Linked DNA regions of Homo sapiens: region 2 is linked to region 1. A link is a loop called in an ENCODE intact Hi-C map of the cell type or tissue named here. Cell type or tissue: K562. All regions are shown on one strand. Each heading gives the region's core, and the rest is flanking DNA. Links, peaks and the distances in the headings are about the cores only.

Region 1 (8,320 bases), core at 210-8,209:
CGGCAGCATCGCCTGTAACTGGAAAGACACAAGGCTCAATGCCGGGGACTGGTCCGTCAATCACGGGCCCTGGGACAGTCCTGCGGCCCCCAGACAGCGGCGAAGAAAGCTCTGCGCGCCCCGGTTTGTTCCGGGAGCGCCTCTGGGAGCCGCAGGCTCTGGATATCAGAGGGAGGGCGCGACCCCGTGGCGGGAGCCGCAGGGTGCTGGGGTTGCGTTCCCGCCCTCTCTGCGTTTCCTTTAGTGACTCCCGCTAAGAGGGGCTGAGGCGGAAACCCCCGCACTGAGTGTGAAACTCAGGAGCTCGCTGAGGCCCCCTGGTGCTTCCCGGGGCCGCGTGCATTGGCCTGATTTCATTTTGTTCCGTTGCCTGTAAGCTGAGAATTTCATTTTCTGGTGAGAATCCGCCATAGAAGCTCTGGTTCTGGGAACTGTCATTTCAAAGAGACGCAAAAAAAAAAAAAAAAAAAAAAAAAGACTGAAAGACTGTCTCGATGGCGCTGTGATCTCGCTGGGTTGAGAGGCCACTGCCCTGAAACCCAGGGCCCGTGAGGCAAAGGGTGGCGGGGGGTCCAGGGCTGCCCAGCGCTGGCAACACAGAGGCTCCCCCAAGCCATGCCGGGGGCTGGCACCGCCTCCTGAGGACCCCCGAGTGGATCCCTCTCCCAGGCTGGCATCACGCCCCATCCCGTGGCTCCCGGGCGCCCATCAGGGGCTGGTCCAACACGCCCTCCAGGGAGGGCTGGAGACTGCAGAAGAGCGCTCTGAGCCCGTCTGACCGCACGGGGTGGGCTCCCGCCGCAGGCAGGCCCGGCCCCCGGGACACGGACGCGGCAGGGACGTCCCCCACGGCACGGGGCCCGCAGCCCCTAGAGCTGGGCCCCGGAGGCGGCTGCGAGGCTGCGGGGCTGGACGGGTTAAGCCTTTCCCGTTACCTCATGCTGGCCTCCGCCTCTGAACATCTGGCAGGAATATTTCTTTACAGCCGTCTGAGCTGTGGGGGAGTCTGGCTGCGTTCCCAGAGCCTTTTCCTCAGATTTCAGCGGAATGGGGGAGCCAGCAGGAGCCGGCGTGGACCCCAGGGAGGAGGCTTCCCGGGAAGGGACGGCGCTGAGGCCGCACCTGGCCCCCAGAGCCCACCCTGAAGGCTCCCGGGCAGCCAGCGCATTCCTGCTGACGAGAATCACTTCCGGCGCCGCTGACCCGGCCCGGGAGACCCTGTTCCGGCGCCGCTGACCCGGCCCGGGAGACCCTGAGATGTCTGTGGGCAGCAGTGGGAGCCCTCGGGTGGGGTTGCCGAGGCTGCGGAGGGCCAGGGCTGCACGAGTGGCACAGCTCAGACCTGGGGTCCCTGTGTGAGACCCCGCACCCCGGGCCGGGGCCCGAAACTCCCTCCTCTGTGCCCCCATCATGGCTTCTGGGCCCAAAAGGTCGTGGGGGGAGGGGCGGGCTCCCGAGCACTGGGTTTCAAGCCCCGATGCTGTCGGTCCTGCCGGCCCCATGCTCAGACACCCGGTTCCCTTCGCAGCGCAGGGCAGGGCCCAGGGGCTTCTAGGACCTGGTCTCGGAGCTCCACACAGGCCCTCCCCCGGCAGTGGGGAGCTCAGCTGCGGGGGCTGCCCCATGTCCCGCTCACCCGCCGGCATGCAGCAGTTTTAACGAGGCTGGGGCAGTAGGGAAGAAAGGGTTAGGATCCCTTACAGACCAGCAGCCCCCACTCCGGCTGGGTCCCAGAGAGACGGGGGCGGGGGGCTCCTTGCCACTCTGCAGGGAGCTGAACATGGGTGGTCACAGTCCCACATCACCCCACTCCTCAGACACCCAGAGGGTTTCCACGCAGGACCACAGCATCTGTAGGGGGCCACTCAGACCCTCCGTCTCTCTGCCTGACCACACCGTGGCTCAGAGAAACTGCTGGCATCCTGCCTGGTATACCCCAGGCTGGATGTGCCAGGAAAGCTGGGGCAGTCAGAACTGGGTGCGGTCCCAGCTCTGTCACCCACTAGTTGCCTGAGCTCGGGTCGGGACACAGGCTCCCAGAAGCTCCGTTTTCTCAAGTTGTCAAGAGAATGTCCACTCTGTCGGTGGGAGCTGATGGAGGGAGTAACAGTGACAGAGCTGGGGCTCCCATGAGGCCGAGGTCCACAGGCCCGGGGCTCAGAGACCAGTCCAGATGGACGCAGCACACAGCTGCCAGGGGCCCGCCCACCCAGCCCAGCTTCCCAGCATCTGGTTTCCATTGTCCCCACATGGGAGTCACAGAGCCTGGGGCCGAGTGCCTGGGTAACATCTGGGCTTCTCAGGAACACTCACACTCCCTGGGCCAATCAAACCCCAAAGAGAGGGTGCGGTGGGAACGCGGCTGGTCTGTGGAAAGAGACCTCATCTCCGTTCAGGGCCTCCAGGCCTCAGGGCCATCTCAGTGCCCACCTTACGGAGCTGTGGCTGGAGGCTCTGGGATCAGGACAAACTGGGAGCGAGACGCAGCCATCCCTGCTCTGGGCTGGGTCTGGGGTCCCAGGGTGCCAGCCACAGCCAGGCCGGAGGGCCCAGAGCAAGGCCCTCCCAGGTGCCCGGCCTCTGGAGTCCCCACCCTTGGGAGGCAGAGACCCTCGCGTTCAGCAGGGTGACCTCCGTGATCTAGGGCTCCTGGGCTACTGCCAGTTCCCTCCCCAAACATGTGACCCCAAAAGCATCAGGATCTGAGGGTTGTTTCAGAGCTGGGGGAGGGGTTGGGTGCTCTTTTGCCCTCAGGAGAGCAGGCCCAGTACTCAGTGAGTGCCCAGGGGTGAGGAGGGCTCAGGAGGCCAGCGCCGGGCCATCAGCCTCTGCACCCCAGGGTCTGAACTCAGGGTCTGAGCGAGTCCAGGGCTGCCCTGCAGTGACAGGGAGGGCCGAGGGTGGCAGAACTGGTGATGGTGGCTCTGGAGATGGCGGTGGGGGAAACGGGGGCAGGCAGCCTGGCTTTGGGACCCCAGGCCCCAAGGTCACAGTGACCTGTAGCCTGCTGGGTCCAGATACACAAGCAATTGTCACAGCCTAGCAGCTGGGGGGCTCTAGGAGGGAGGCTGGGGCTGCACAGTGAGGGGCAGTGCGGGGTGTGGGACACGGTTTCTGGAGTCTCTGCTCCCCCAGCCTCGTCCCTGCACAATCGCAGGCCCCCTCCTCCCCTCCCACTGAAGCTCACTCCAGACAGCTAGGTTGACAGCTGGGTGGGTGCCCCTGGACCCTGAGGCTGGTGAGGCTCCTGCGGACGCCATGGAGGGATGGTCAGGGGCGCCCTCTGCTGCCCATGGGCACCAGTGCAGGACGGTCCCCCGAGGGGCCCAGAGCCAGCACTGTCCCCTTTCCGTGGCCTCCCCGCTGGCCCCAGATGCCTGGGTCCACCGGTGCCTGGGAGACTCTGGCGAGGCTTCCGCTGGGGTCAGTGGATTTGCCACCCCCTCTCTGTCCTGACCCTGCCGGAGGCCAGTGAGGGAGCAGCTGGAACAGGGAGCCCTCCAGGCCTGCAGGCAGCGGCTTCCCTTGGCTGCAGGGACTGGGTGGGAGCCGGAGCCTGGCCCGGAGGCTGTGGGGTGCAGGAGGTGCGAGGAGCCCTAGGCCAGGGTCACAGCCCAGGTAGGAGGCATCAGGGCCTCCGTGGTCGTTGTTTTCAGCAGAGACCTCGGGGGAGACGCAGTGCCTGCCAGAGCCCACTGCAGTGGTCGGCTCCAGTTGCCCCAGGCCAGGCTACGCCTGGGCGTTTCTCCAGGTCTCCTGAGAACCCCTTTCCCCTGATAATGGGAACAATCCCCTCACCTTCCCCTTTGCAGAGGCAGGAATGGTGCTGGCTCACTGTTACATTATTCTCTTACCTCTTTGTCTCCTTTAATTTGACCTTTCCTGACCTTGACGTTTTTGAGACGTTTAAGCCACTTATTCTGTAAAATGCATCTCAAGTTGGGCTTGTGGGGCCGTTTCTCATGACCAGGTCCAGGCTGTGTGTTCCGGCCGGAATTCCACAGTAGTGCTGGGGGCCCTCGGGCGGGAGTCAGAGGCTGCTGCTAATGGGAGCTTCGATTTAGGGCAGCTTGAACCTGTGCTCCCAGGTGGCTGTCCTTAAGCTCTGGGCTCCAGTAAACTCTATGCTTAATCATATTTTCTGAGTCTGGTAATTTAAGACGGACAATGATATCCCTGTCTATCATCCGTCTAATTTTGTTATTCATCTATTGACCTCCAGCTACCATCCCTCAGTGTACTGGGGCTGCTGTAATGAAATGCCATACCGTGGGAGGCTTCCATAACAGAAACTAATTTTTTCATAGTTCCGGAAGCTAGAAGTTCAAGGTCAAGGTGCTGTCAGGGTTGGTTTCTGGTGAGGCCTCCCTCCCTGGCTTGCGTACAGCTGCCTTCTCATTTCTTCACATGGCCTCTTCTCTGTCCACTTGCAGAGAGAGAACAATCTCTGTGTCTCCTCTGAGAAGGACACCAGTCCTGTCAAATTAGAACCCCACCCTTATGACCCCATTTAACCATAACTACCTCCTTACAGGTCCCATCTCCAAATGCACTCACATTAGGGCTTAAGGGCTTTGACATATGAACACGGGAGGGACACAGTCAGTCTGTAACACCACTGACCCATGCACACCTGTGTGTCTGCTTGGCTGCCTTCCCGCCACTGTAACACCTTTTCAGAGAGTGGAGACCAGACCCCCACCAGCCACAGTGTAATTGTCTATTTGCTGCATCCGAGAATACACAGAAAGCAGCTTCAGGGTTGCTAATCCCTACCTGTGTGAAAAGCAAACCTACTGTGTAGAGCTTATTTATAATTTTTTAATAATATAATTATATATAAATAGATAATTATACAATTATAATATTTACTTATAATTTTGAGGGATCTTTGGCCTATGAGTACATGGTCAAAATACTTTGTTCAAAAATTTCTTTTTTTTTTTTGAGACAGAGTCTCGCTCTGTCACCCAGGCTGGGGTGCAGTGGTGCTATCTCGGCTCACTGCAACCTCCACCTCCTGGGTTTGAGCGATTCTCGTGCCTCAGCCTCCCAAGTAGCTGCACCTGCACCTGCAGGTGCCTGCCACCATGTCTGGCTAATTTCTGTATTTTTACTAGAGACAGGGTTTCAGCATATTGGCCAGGCTGGTCCCGAATGCCTGACCTCGGGTGATCCGCCGACTTTGGCCTCCCAAATTACAGGCATGAGCCACCATGCCTGGCCTGTTAAAAAATGTCTTATCCTCCCCTTTCCCTTGCATCCAGTGTGCTTATATTATCCATTTGAAATGAAATGAGTGTCGATTCCATTTTGTTTCCCCACGCTTATTGGTTTCAGTTATTAGTTTCTGAGTAGGGGAGACAATAACATGTTCTGAAGTTTGGAGTTACAGAAGGGTTTGCTCACGCAGTGGTCACTCCCGTCTCCCCCTCCTTTCTGCCCTGCCCCACCCACCTCCTGGAGGCAACCAGACATTCTCAATTCTCATTTAGCCTTTCTGTGTTTCTTTTTGCAAAAGTAAAATGATGCATGTATATTATTTTCTTATTTCTCTTTTTTCTCACCCCAAATAGCCTACTATAATCTTTTGCTCTTTGCCTTTTTTCATCACTTAACAACATACATTGAAATCACTCCGTGTTGGGTCATAGAGACCATCCTCATTCTCTGTGCAGCTGCATGAAGGCACTATGTGGCAGTACCTTAGCTTAGCCAACACACGTCTACACAGGAGCATTTAATTTTTTCCGGTATTTCACAACCACCAATTATACTGCATCAAATGACCTTGTGCCTACAAGTCTTCCTATCGTTGGAGGTTTTCTTCGGTGTGAATTCGTAACGTGGAGTTGCTGGGTCACGGAGTTTTATCGGATTGAACTGCCTTCCGCACGGCTGTGCAGCTTGGAGTCGTCAGCCAGTGAGAGGCCACGGCCTCATCAATACTGTAACTGTCACAACACGAGATTGGAGAGGACCTCTCACTGTAGTTTTAATTTTTATTTCTTATTCCAAATGAAGTTGAACAACTTTTCATATAATTAAAGATCTTTTTTTTTTTTTTTTTTTGAGACGGAGTCTCGCTCTGTCGCCCAGGCTGGAGTGCAGTGGCGGGATCTCGGCTCACTGCAAGCTCCGCCTCCCGGGTTCACGCCATTCTCCTGCCTCAGCCTCCCAAGTAGCTGGGACTACAGGCGCCCGCCAACACGCCCGGCTAATTTTTTGTATTTTTAGTAGAGACGGGGTTTCACCGTTTTAGCCGGGATGGTCTCGATCTCCTGACCTCGTGATCCGCCCGCCTCGGCCTCCCAAAGTGCTGGGATTACAGGCGTGAGCCACCGCGCCCGGCCTAAAGATCATTTTTATACATTTTTGGAGAAATGATCTATTCATGTTTCATGTCTTTTGCCCATTTTTCTGTTGAGTTTTTGATGTTTTCCCCCTCAAATATTGAATTTTTTAATATATGGAATATTAGCTATGCATCTGTGATTGTGCAGCACACACCTTCTCCTCGTCTCTCAATTTTCCTTTGCCTTTGTGGTGTTTTGGGCCATGCAGAATGCTATTATTTTCATGTAGTCAAATTAATCTTTTGTTTTGATTCCTAGAAAAATCTTTCCTCATATTCAGGGTATGGAGGAATTCACCTGTATTTCCTCTAGTACTTGTTTCATTTTTTACATTCAGATCCCAAATCCACTGGGGTGTATTCTTGTGTATGGTGTGAGGTGTGTGTGCCGGGGAAACTCTAACCCTGTTTCTCCTCTGCTCTCACACCACAACAACCGTCAACATGGAAGAAGACTTCTGCAACCAAATGTGCAGAGGTTTCCCCACACATCAGGCAGCGGGCACCTCTAATTCAGTTCCAACGCTGCCTGCCCAGAGCTAGTTTCACCTCCTACAGTGTAAGGGGTCCGTCCCCAAGACCACTCCCTCTTTCCCACCAGTGGCAAGTGTGGGCCTCTGGAGCCTCTGACCAACCAGCTTCCAGCTGGAGTTTGATTAATTTGCTGGAGTGGCTCACAGAACCCAGGGAAACACTTATGTACATTACCAGCTTATTATAAAGGATGTTGCAAAGGATACGCATGAAGAGGCCGAGGGGGAGGGAAGGGGGAGGGGCTTGTTGCTTCCATGTCCTCCCCGGGCAGCACCCTCCAGGACCTTCCATGTATTCAACTCCAAAAGCTCACTGAACACTGTTCTCGTGGGCTTTTATAGAAGCTTCATGACATCAACACTCCTTTCCCCAGGGTCTAGGGTGGGACCCTCTCAGGTGAGGGTCTTAAGACCCACAGTCAGCAAGGTGGGGACGTTAGAGTGAAGGACAGGAGAAGGTGAGAGGCCTCCCCTGTGGCCCAACACACCCGACATTGTAACAAAAGACTAACGAGGGGTAGGGGAGGCATGAGCCAGGAACCATGGATGAAAACCCATTTATATATGTGATAACACCAATATATACCCATTTATATATATCATAACACCAATATATACCCATCTAATGCCACAGTATGGAACCCATTTTAACTTTTTCCAAATAGCTACTGAGTTGTCCCAGCACCATTTATTAAAAAGTCCAACTTTGCTTTAATTATTTGAGATGCCATCTATATTAGTCCATTCTCGCATTGCTGTAGAAAAAAATACCCATAACTGGCTGGGTGCAGTGGCTCATGCCTGTAATCCCAGCACTTTGGGAGGCTGAGGTGGGCTGATCACCTGAGGTCAGGAGTTCAAGATCAGCCTGGTCAACATGGTGAAACCCCATCTCTACTAAAAATACAAAAAATTAGCTGGGCATGGTGGTGGGCGCCTGTAATCCCAGCTACTGGGGAGGCTGAGGCAGGAGAGTCACTTGAACCCGGGAGGCGGAGGTCATGGTGAGCCGAGATTGCCCCACTGTACTCCAGCCTGGGCAATAAAAGCAAACCTCCATCTAAAAAAAAAATAAAAATAAAAAAAGGAAAAGAAAAAAAGAAATACCCATAACTGGGTAATTTATTTAAAAAGAAGTTAATGGGCTCACATATGCAGGCTCTACAGGAAGGATAGCAGTTTCTGCTTCTGGAAGGCCTCAGGAAACTTACAATCACAGCAGGAGGCAAAAGGAATGCAGGCACATCTTATGTTCCTGGAGCAGGAGGGAGAGAGAGATGCAAGAGGGGCCATACACTTTCAAACAACCAGATCTCATGATAACTCACTCACTCACTCTCATGAGAACAGCACCAAGGGGATGGTACTAACCCATTCATGAGAAATGCACCCCCATGATCCAATCATCTCCCACCAGGCCTCATCTCCAACA
Region 2 (8,320 bases), core at 196-8,195, 70 kb before region 1:
CAGGTTCACGCCATTCTCCTGCCTCAGCCTCCCGAGTAGCTGGGACTACAGCGCCCGCCACCATGCCCGGCTTTTTTTTTTTTTTTTTGTATTTTCAGTAGAGACGAGGTTTCACCGTGTTAGCCAGGATGGTCTCGATGACCATCCTCTCCCAAAGTGCTGAGATTACAGGCTGAATTGACCCTTTTATCATCACGTAATTTACCTCTTTGCTGCCGATAATTTTCTTTTCTCTGAAGTCCACTTTATCTGATATTAATATAGGCAGTTCAGTTTATTAAAATTTGTGCCTGCATGATGATATATCTTTTTCTATCCTTTTAACACTGACCTACCAATATTATCTTTGAAGTGAGTTTCTTGAGGGTAGAAATATAGGTGGGTCATTTAAAGAAATCCATTGTGACCATCTGTCTTTTTTAATTTTTAATTTTTTTTGTAGAGATACGGTCTCACTCTGTTGCCCAGGCCGGAGTACAGTATCATGATCACATCACTGCAGCCTCGACCTCCTGGGCTCAAGCGATCCTCCCACCCTGGCCTCCTGACTAGCTGGGACCACAGGCGCACACCATATGCCTGGGTAATTAAAAAAAAAATCTGTAGAGACAGCGTCCCACTGTATTGCCCAGGCTGGTCTTGAACTCCTGGCCTCAAGTGATCCTCTTGCCTTGGCCTCCCAAAGTGCTGGGATGACAGGTACGAGCCATGGCACCAGGTCTCTGTCTTTTAATTTAGACCAGTTACATTTAATGTCATTATTGATATGTTTGGATTCAAACCTACCATTTTATTATTTGTTTTCTGCTTATTTCCTCCATTTTTTTGTTCTTTTGTCTTTTCATTCCTGTCTTTTGGTTATTTGAACATTTTTCAGTATGTTAAGCTACCTATTGTGTTGTTGATGATATAGCTCTGTAGAATATTTACTGGTTTTCTGGGGATTACCATATGCATACTTCACCTTTCACAGTCTCCTTGGAATCAGTATTTTAGCATTTCAAGTGTTTTGTGGAACTCTTGCCACCGTGTAGCTTCCTGGACCTGCATCTTTCATGCTGCAGTCCGTCTTAGTTGATACATCTGCATGTGCTGAAACTCCGCCCAACAATACTACAGTACTTGCTTTTCATCATCAAACATTATTTTAAAGAACTGAAGAACAGTCTATTACATTTCCTCAATATTTATCATTTTTGTTGCTCTTCCTTCATTCCTGATGTTTTTCTATCTGAAAAAACTCTTTTAGGCATTCTTTTAGGGTATATGTGCTGGCAGCAAATTTTCTTAGTTTTTCTTCATCTGAGAATGTCTCCATTTCACCCTCATCCCTGAAGGATATTTTTGCTGGATATAGACTCCTGAACTGATAATTATTTTCTTTCAGCAATTAAACAATGTGCCAGGTTGGGCGTAGTGGCTCATGCCTGTAATCCCAGCACTTTGGGAGGCTGAGGTAGGCGTATCACCTGAGGTCAGGAGTTTGAGACCAGCATGGCAAACATGGTGAAACTCCGTCTGTACTAAAAATATAAAAATTAGCTGGGCGTGGTTGCAGGCGCCTGTAATCCCAGCTACTCAGGAGGCTGAGGAAGGAGAATTGTTTCAACCTGGGAGGCGGAGGCTGCAGTGAGCCAAGGCTCCGTCTCAAAGTGCCACTTTTTCCTGGCTTCCATGGTTTCTTTTTTTCTTTTTTCTTTTCACTCCGTTGCGCAGGCTGGAGTGCAGTGGCGCGATCTTGGCTCACTGCAGCCTCCGCCTCTGAGGTTTAAGTGATTCTCCTGCCTCAGTCTCCTAAGTATCTGGGACTACAGGTGTGCACCACACCTGGCTAATTTTTGCATTTTTAGTAGAGATGGGCTTTTGCCATGTTGGCCAGGTTGGCCTCGAACTCCTGGCCTCAGGTGATATCCATCTGCCTCAGTCTCCCAAAGTGTTAGGATTACAGGTGTGAGCCACTGTGCGCAGCTGCTTCCATGGTTTCTAATGGGAAATTTGCAGTCATTTCAATTGTTGTTCTTTTATATTTTTGTCTTTAGTTTTCAGAAGTTAGGTTGTGATGTGTCTTGAGTGTGTGATGTGTCTGTGTTGTGATGTTTCTGAGTTGTGGTGTGTCTGAGTTGTGGTGTGTCTGAGTTGTGATGTTTCTGAGTTGTGGTGTGTCTGAGTTGTGGTGTGTCTGAGTTGTGATGTGTCTGAGTTGTGGTGTGTCTGAGTTGTGGTGTTTCTGAGTTGTGGTGTGTCTCAGTTGTGATGTTTCCGAGTTGTGGTGTGTCCGAGTTGTGGTGTGTCCGAGTTGTGGTGTGTCCGAGTTGTGGTGTGTCCGAGTTGTGGTGTGTCCGAGTTGTGGTGTGTCCGAGTTGTGGTGTGTCTGAGTTGTGGTGTGTCTGAGTTGTGGTGTGTCCGAGTTGTGATGTGTCTGAGTTGTGGTGTGTCTGAGTGTGGCTCTATTTGGGCTTTTCCTGTTTGGACTTCACTCAGCTTTGTGAACCTGAGAATGAGAGAAGGATTGGAGGGTCAGACTCTGCCTGTGATATGGGCAGAAACTCCCCAGACCAGACCTGCCTGCAGAGACACGTGTGAAGGAAGTGAGGGTTTGCAGTAAGTAGATGCCGGAACCCCGCTGGGCTAATTTTTATTTGTGGCATTCTCCAAGGTACCAAGCTTGGTCAGGTACCTCTTGGCCAAGTAGATGGCAGTGGGAGAACGTTCGGGGGCTGGATGCAGGCTCCAGCTCGGGGTCTGCCCCAGCCCCTGGTCCCACTGGCCGAGAGGCATACTGTGCTCTGGCTACTGGGCCACACACGCTGGCTCTAAGGGCCTGAGTTTGGAACGCCCCCTTTACTCACAGCTGATTTTCAAGGAGTCAGCTTTAAACAGATGATGTCGGTCGGCAGCATGTGGGCCAACCTCCCCTGTGTATTTGTCTGTTCTCACACTGCTAATAAAGACATACCTGAGACCGGGTAATTTATGAAGGAAAGAGGCTTAATGGACTCACAGTTCCACATGGCTGGGGAGGCCTCACAGTCATGGAGGAAGGTGAAGGAGAAGCAAAGGCGCCATCTTACGTGGTGTCAGACAAGAGAGCTTGTGTAGGGGAACTCCTCTTTATAAAACCATCAGATCTCACGAGACTTATTCACTACCACGAGAACAGTACGGGGGAAACCGCCCTCATGATTCAATTATCTCCACCTGGCCCCGCCCTTGACGTGTGGGGATGATTACAATTCCCGGAGAGACTGGCTGGGGACACAGCCAAGTCCCACCACATGGCACCCTCAAACACACAAGAGAGGCTCACAGTTCATGGCCCTCTGCTGAGAACAAGGGAGCTGGGCTGGGGTGGAAACAGGCGTGGGAGGAGGAAGGCTCAGAGCCCATGCTGTGGGGAATGGAAAAGAGGGATCTCGGAGGCCCTGGGACCCCAGCCGCAGCTGAACGGCCCACCTATGATGGAGAAGAAGGCCTGTGGGCTTTGACGGTGCGGCCGCAGTGCCATCGTTCCCTGCCACGATCCCCCACAGGCCCCCCTGGTCCCTGCGCCCAGCCTGTCTTCCCTGGCCTGGGGACTGACCTCGGCTGGGGAGCCCACCTGGAAGTGAGTGGCCGTGTCCCCGCTGGGTGGGGAGGGACTGAAACCAGAGGGAGCTGAACCCCCAGGAGGAGAGGTTGGTCACTCAGCGGCCCTGGTGCCAGAGGTGAAGTGAGGGTGTTCACAGAGGACACCCCAAGGAGAAGATTTCAAAGACAGAGCTGCTCTGGGGGACGCCAGATCTGGGGTGGAAGCCCTGAGTGTGCGCAGGTGCCCAAGAAAGGGCTCCAGCTGCAGCAAAGAGACGGTCAGAAGCTGAAGGCCCAGGGACAGCTGTGCAGCCCCCGGGAGACTCGCTCAGATGCAGGCCACGGGGACCAGGGACATGCAGAGGGTCCTGGGAGAGGCTGGAGGGAGGATGGAGGGGGCCTCGCTCAGATGCAGGCCGCGAGGACCAGGGACACGCAGAGGGTCCTGGGAAGGGCTGGAGGGAGGGTGGAGGGCGGGACGTGGCTGGCTCGCGGGTGGCAGCGGTGGGGTGTGGTGAGGCCTACCATGCTGGTAACTGTTTACCCACTGGCCCTGAGGAAGAGCACCTGGGATTCGTCGCGAGTGCTGATTCCAGCTGGGAACACACCACCTCAGGAAGCTCCTGAACGCTGCAGTGGTGTTTCCACCGCGCAGATGCAGAGGCAGAAGGCACCTTTGTGACCATGGTATTTAACTTAATGTATTTAATTGTAAGTTTATGTAATTTTAAAAATAACATCTGTAGCCCGGGTGCGGTGGCTCACGCCTGTAATCCCAGCACTTTGGGAGGCTGAGGCTGACAGATCACCTGAGGTCAGGAGTTTGAGACCAGCCTGGCCAACTTGGCGAAACCCCGTCTCTACTAAAAATACAAAAACTAGCTGGGCGTGGTGGCCACCTGCAATCCCAGCTACCCAGGAGGCTGAGGCAGGAGAATCGCTGGAACCCGGGAGGCCAAGGCTGCAGTGAGCTGAGATCGTGCCACTGCACTCCAGCCTGGGTGACAGAGCAAGACTCTGTCTCAAATAAATAAATAACATCTGTGTTTAGCAACTGGCTCTCAAAGTTCTTGACAAGGAGACTTCGTGAGCGCTCAGGGTCTGGCGGGGTGTGGGTGAGGCAGAAGGAGCTGTGTGGTGGGGTGTGTCGGGGGCGCCTGGGTTGCCGGGCAGAGTCCCTGGAGGTGCAGTCAGTGGACATGAGGGGCCTGCAGGAAAAGGCGGTGGTGCGGGCCCAGGCCCTGCTGTACTGTGTGTGGACTCACCGGGTCCTTGGGGGGCATCCGGGCAGCCGGCTTCCCCGTGACTCACAGGCTGGCTACGCCAACGCCAGGATGTTTCCCTGGAGCCCCTCCCCGCTCTCCTCACAGAGCCAGGTCAGTGCGGGGGTGCAGACGGCTTCTACCAGGAAGCCGTGGGTCTGCGTGGGTGAAGCCTCCAAGGACACTTCTCTGTTTCAGGGTTGCCTGGGAACAAGCTCTCCGGCTCCCAGTGAGACCCTGATGTGGTGCGGCCTGGGTTGCAGCGCAGGCTCCTCTTCTGGTTCCAGCAGCCGCCAGAGGCCCCAGTGACGCCACAGGCCACACGCTGACCAGCAGCCTCGTCACTCACTCATTTTTCCAACAAGTCTTTGCCAAGAGGCAGCCGGGTGCCCACCTGGCACAAAGGCCTTTCCTCTTGGGGCATGGACTGGGTATATTTCGGGGCAGGAGAGAAGAGCTTTTGACAGCAAAACTCAAGGTCTGACGGCTGCTCAGAACACCGCCCAAATAGCGGCCCGAACACTCCAGGTGCCGTGAGCAGCATCGGGCTCGCCCGGCAAAGCCCCGCACGTCCTCCCACGTCCTCCCACGGGCTCCGTGTTTGATCACTGTGGTCCAAAACACTTGCTCCAGGCTCTTCTCTCACTCTGCCTCCATCCAGTCCCGGGAAAGGCACTCTGTGGTCGTGAGAAGCCAGGCATGGGGCATGAATCCCGTCCTGGGTGCAGCCGTGGGGCCTGGCCGGGCTCTTGGCCATCCCGAGATGCAGCTTCTGCAGGCCTGCAGGCTGAACGAAACACGGAGCGTCACTCTGTGAATACATGAAATAACAAAGAAGGATTTGGAGACAGAATTGACGATGGCACCTTGACAATGGGAGTTAATGTCTTAACTTAGGATGCCTTTCAGTTCGGGTTTCAGGTGACCTGGTTGAGAGGTGCTGCCCCGTCCCCCACACACCTTGGGAAGCCCTGAGCCCTGCTGGTGGGGACAGGCCAGGTGCAGCCCCCAACCCCCAGGCCCTTCTGGGCTGGACTGGCTCAGCCATCTGGAAGGCACCCGTGTGTCTCTGTGTGGACTGTGACCCCTCTGGGTGCATCCTCCAGGCAGAAGCCCAGCTCCCACCACTTCCTCCAGATAGCCGTAGGGCCTCTGCCTGGATAGGGTGTCCCCTGTGCCCCACACGACCCCAGAGGTCAAAGCCAGGCCTGGACGGAGAGGGAAGGCGTGGGACTCAGCCCTGATGGGCAGGGTTTTCTGGAGAATAAAGTGGGTGAAGGGACCCTCAGCAGGGTGTGGACGGCGGCTCACCCAGGATCACAACTTAGGGTGGATCATGTCTCACCGCGTCCCTTCCAAACGGGATTCTGTTGGTGAAAGCTGCACCCCCAGCATTCAGCTTTTTTCATGACAAGCCCCGAAGCCGCGTGTGTGGAGGGCGCCTCGTGTTCTGCCCGAAGCCGCGTGTGTGGAGGGCGTGTTCTGCCCGTGTGGGCGCCACGTGCCTGGGAGACAGTCCGAGTGGCAGTGGACGCCTGGCCGGGTCAGTTCACGCCGACAGGGAGACCCGTTCCCTCGGTCGTGGCATCAGCACGGGGGCTCAGCCTGTGCCTCTCAGCAAACGCCTCCTGAGTGGAGAAAAGGAACTGGGTAAATCGTTAGGAAGCATTCAGACCGGGACCCAGCACGCGACGTCCCCGGCACAGAGAGCCACTGACAGGTCATCCTGGAGGAAACTGTCCTCTGAGCACACACTTTGGAAACCCCATGGCCAGGGGAATCGGCGCGCGCGGGTGGCTGAATCGGCGCATGCAGGTGTCTGAAGGCCCCGAGGACAGAGGAGAAGCCTGTGAGTGCTTTGGGGCCTGACGCCCTCTAGGCCTCGTTCGTGACCAGCCTGGCTCTCCGGGCGCCGGCCCTGCTCCGCTCCGCATGTGAGGTCATGGTGCCCACAGTGTGGATGTAGGGCGCTGACGTGGACACGAAGGACCACCCACGGAGGTCTGGCCTGGCCATTTCCGCACCACAGAAAACCTTGGACTACATTTTCAAAATTGCACTTTTGTTTGATATTAAGCCGGTGATGGAAACGCAGGCTTCCTTCTTTACAATGCGTCTTGGCGTTTGTTACACACCCCCGAGCACTGGCCCAAGGAAGGCGTCAGCCGGGGCAGAATGTGTGAGGCCTTTCCACCTTCAGAGCCTTGGGCCAGCCCATCATGGGTTCTGCTGAGGCAGCACGGAGCACCTCCTCGGCTGGGACCTGCCCCCGCCCCCACTCTGGCCTCGCCTCAGGGCCTGCAGTTCTTTGGGGGTTATCTGGGGTGCCGGCCTCCCCTGGCTGCAGCCCCCGAGGTCAGGCCCGGCCTCCTGACTCCCGGGGGGCACTACGTGCTCTCCATCGTGGGGCCGGCACCTCTAGGGTCGGCAGCACCATCACAAGCCCCGGGCCCCCCTCGCTCCAGCTGCTCACCCAGCTGGAGGCCCCCACTGTCCTCCCTCCCACTGCCTCTCCCCGAGGCCCCCTGTGGCCCTCACAGCCCTGTCTGCAGGACGGGTCTCTGTGCCCCCTGGCAGCCATCAGTATCTCAAAGCAGCCCCAGGCCCAGCTCTGAATTCTGTGTCCCCGACGCTCTGTCACTCCATGTCGGCCGCACGTAGGCGGAGAGGCCTGATGGGAGCCATCTGGAGCCTCTTCAGGGCCAAGACGCGTCCCCAGACCGCAGCTTTCCGAGGAAGTGGGATGCTCTGGCGATGCCTCGTTTTAGCCCAGAGTGGTTTGTGGTCTGGAATGCTGGAGGAGGGCGCAGAGCGGGGGTCATCCTGGAGCTTCCGTGAACTCGTCACAGGCCTGGGCCTGCCTGCGCCGTCCATGGAGCAGAACCGAGGGGCAGCCTCTAGGGTCGAGGCCCTGAAGCCTGCCCCTGAGGAGGTGACACAGGGCCATGTGGGTCCAGGCTGTGTGGGCCCGAGCACTGTGGCCTGTTATGGCCATGTCTGCAGGTTCCGCAGCAGAACCTGTGTCCTCTGGCAGCCGCAGGCTGGGCCGCCTCACCCCTCCGGGAGGGGTGTTCCCAAACGCCCTCAGCAGCTGCCCACAGTCCTTAGGACAAAGCCCCCGTTGGGCTGCACTGCATGGACCCTGCTCACTATGGGGGCGATGCGTCCCCACCCCGCCGCCTGAATTCTGCCTGCAGGACCCCAAACCTGGTAATCCCTCCAATGCCCGGCTCCCGTCTCTCCTCGCTCCCTCCACGCCTTCCCCTGATTGTCCGTGGCTGGGCCCTGGATTCCGTTGTCTGGCAAGGCAGTCACTTCCCGGGGGCCCTGTAGAGTGGGCAGGGCTGCGGCTCCCGGGGAAACTCCATGGCACACCCCGTGCCTTTGCCGTGCAGCCTCCTGCCCAGGCGCACCCCCAGCCTAGTGCTCTGCGGGCCTCAGGATGGAAGCCGGGACAGTCTCTGCGGGGCCTCAGGGATGGAAGCCGGGTC

Evidence for each region. Hi-C counts contacts between places; a loop is a spot of excess contacts. Peaks named below come from ENCODE experiments on the same cell type or tissue, not always from the same donor. Only the 100,000 strongest peaks of a DNase experiment are listed, where the experiment ranks them.
Region 2: a loop joins it to region 1, with 2.2 times the contacts of the local background. A loop is called at or near these places in 23 of 110 quality-filtered maps.

The regions. Positions count from the first base shown.
Region 1 is chr21:45,965,792-45,974,111 of GRCh38, reverse strand. LOC101928796 (a long non-coding RNA gene) reads right to left here and starts at 1,142. Exons shown (of 2, transcript NR_109931.1): 1 at 936-1,142; 2 at 1-18. RefSeq lists enhancers at 1-75, 385-434 and silencers at 695-764, 3,403-3,697. In K562, for the core only: CTCF peaks have their summits at 326 and 3,284 (motif pointing left); DNase peaks (open chromatin) are centred at 301 and 3,301; H3K4me3 peaks cover 446 bases; H3K27me3 peaks cover 3,562 bases.
Region 2 is chr21:46,035,753-46,044,072 of GRCh38, reverse strand. It overlaps LOC105372842 (proline-rich protein 36-like), which reads right to left. Exons shown (of 3, transcript XR_001755088.2): 1 at 8,037-8,320; 2 at 6,175-6,457; 3 at 4,540-5,640. Among named protein-coding and RNA genes, the nearest start is that of COL6A2-DT, 58 kb to the left of the region's middle. RefSeq lists an enhancer at 4,546-5,188. In K562, for the core only: no CTCF peak of the experiment used is centred there; a DNase peak (open chromatin) is centred at 3,252; H3K4me3 peaks cover 299 bases; H3K27me3 peaks cover 4,809 bases.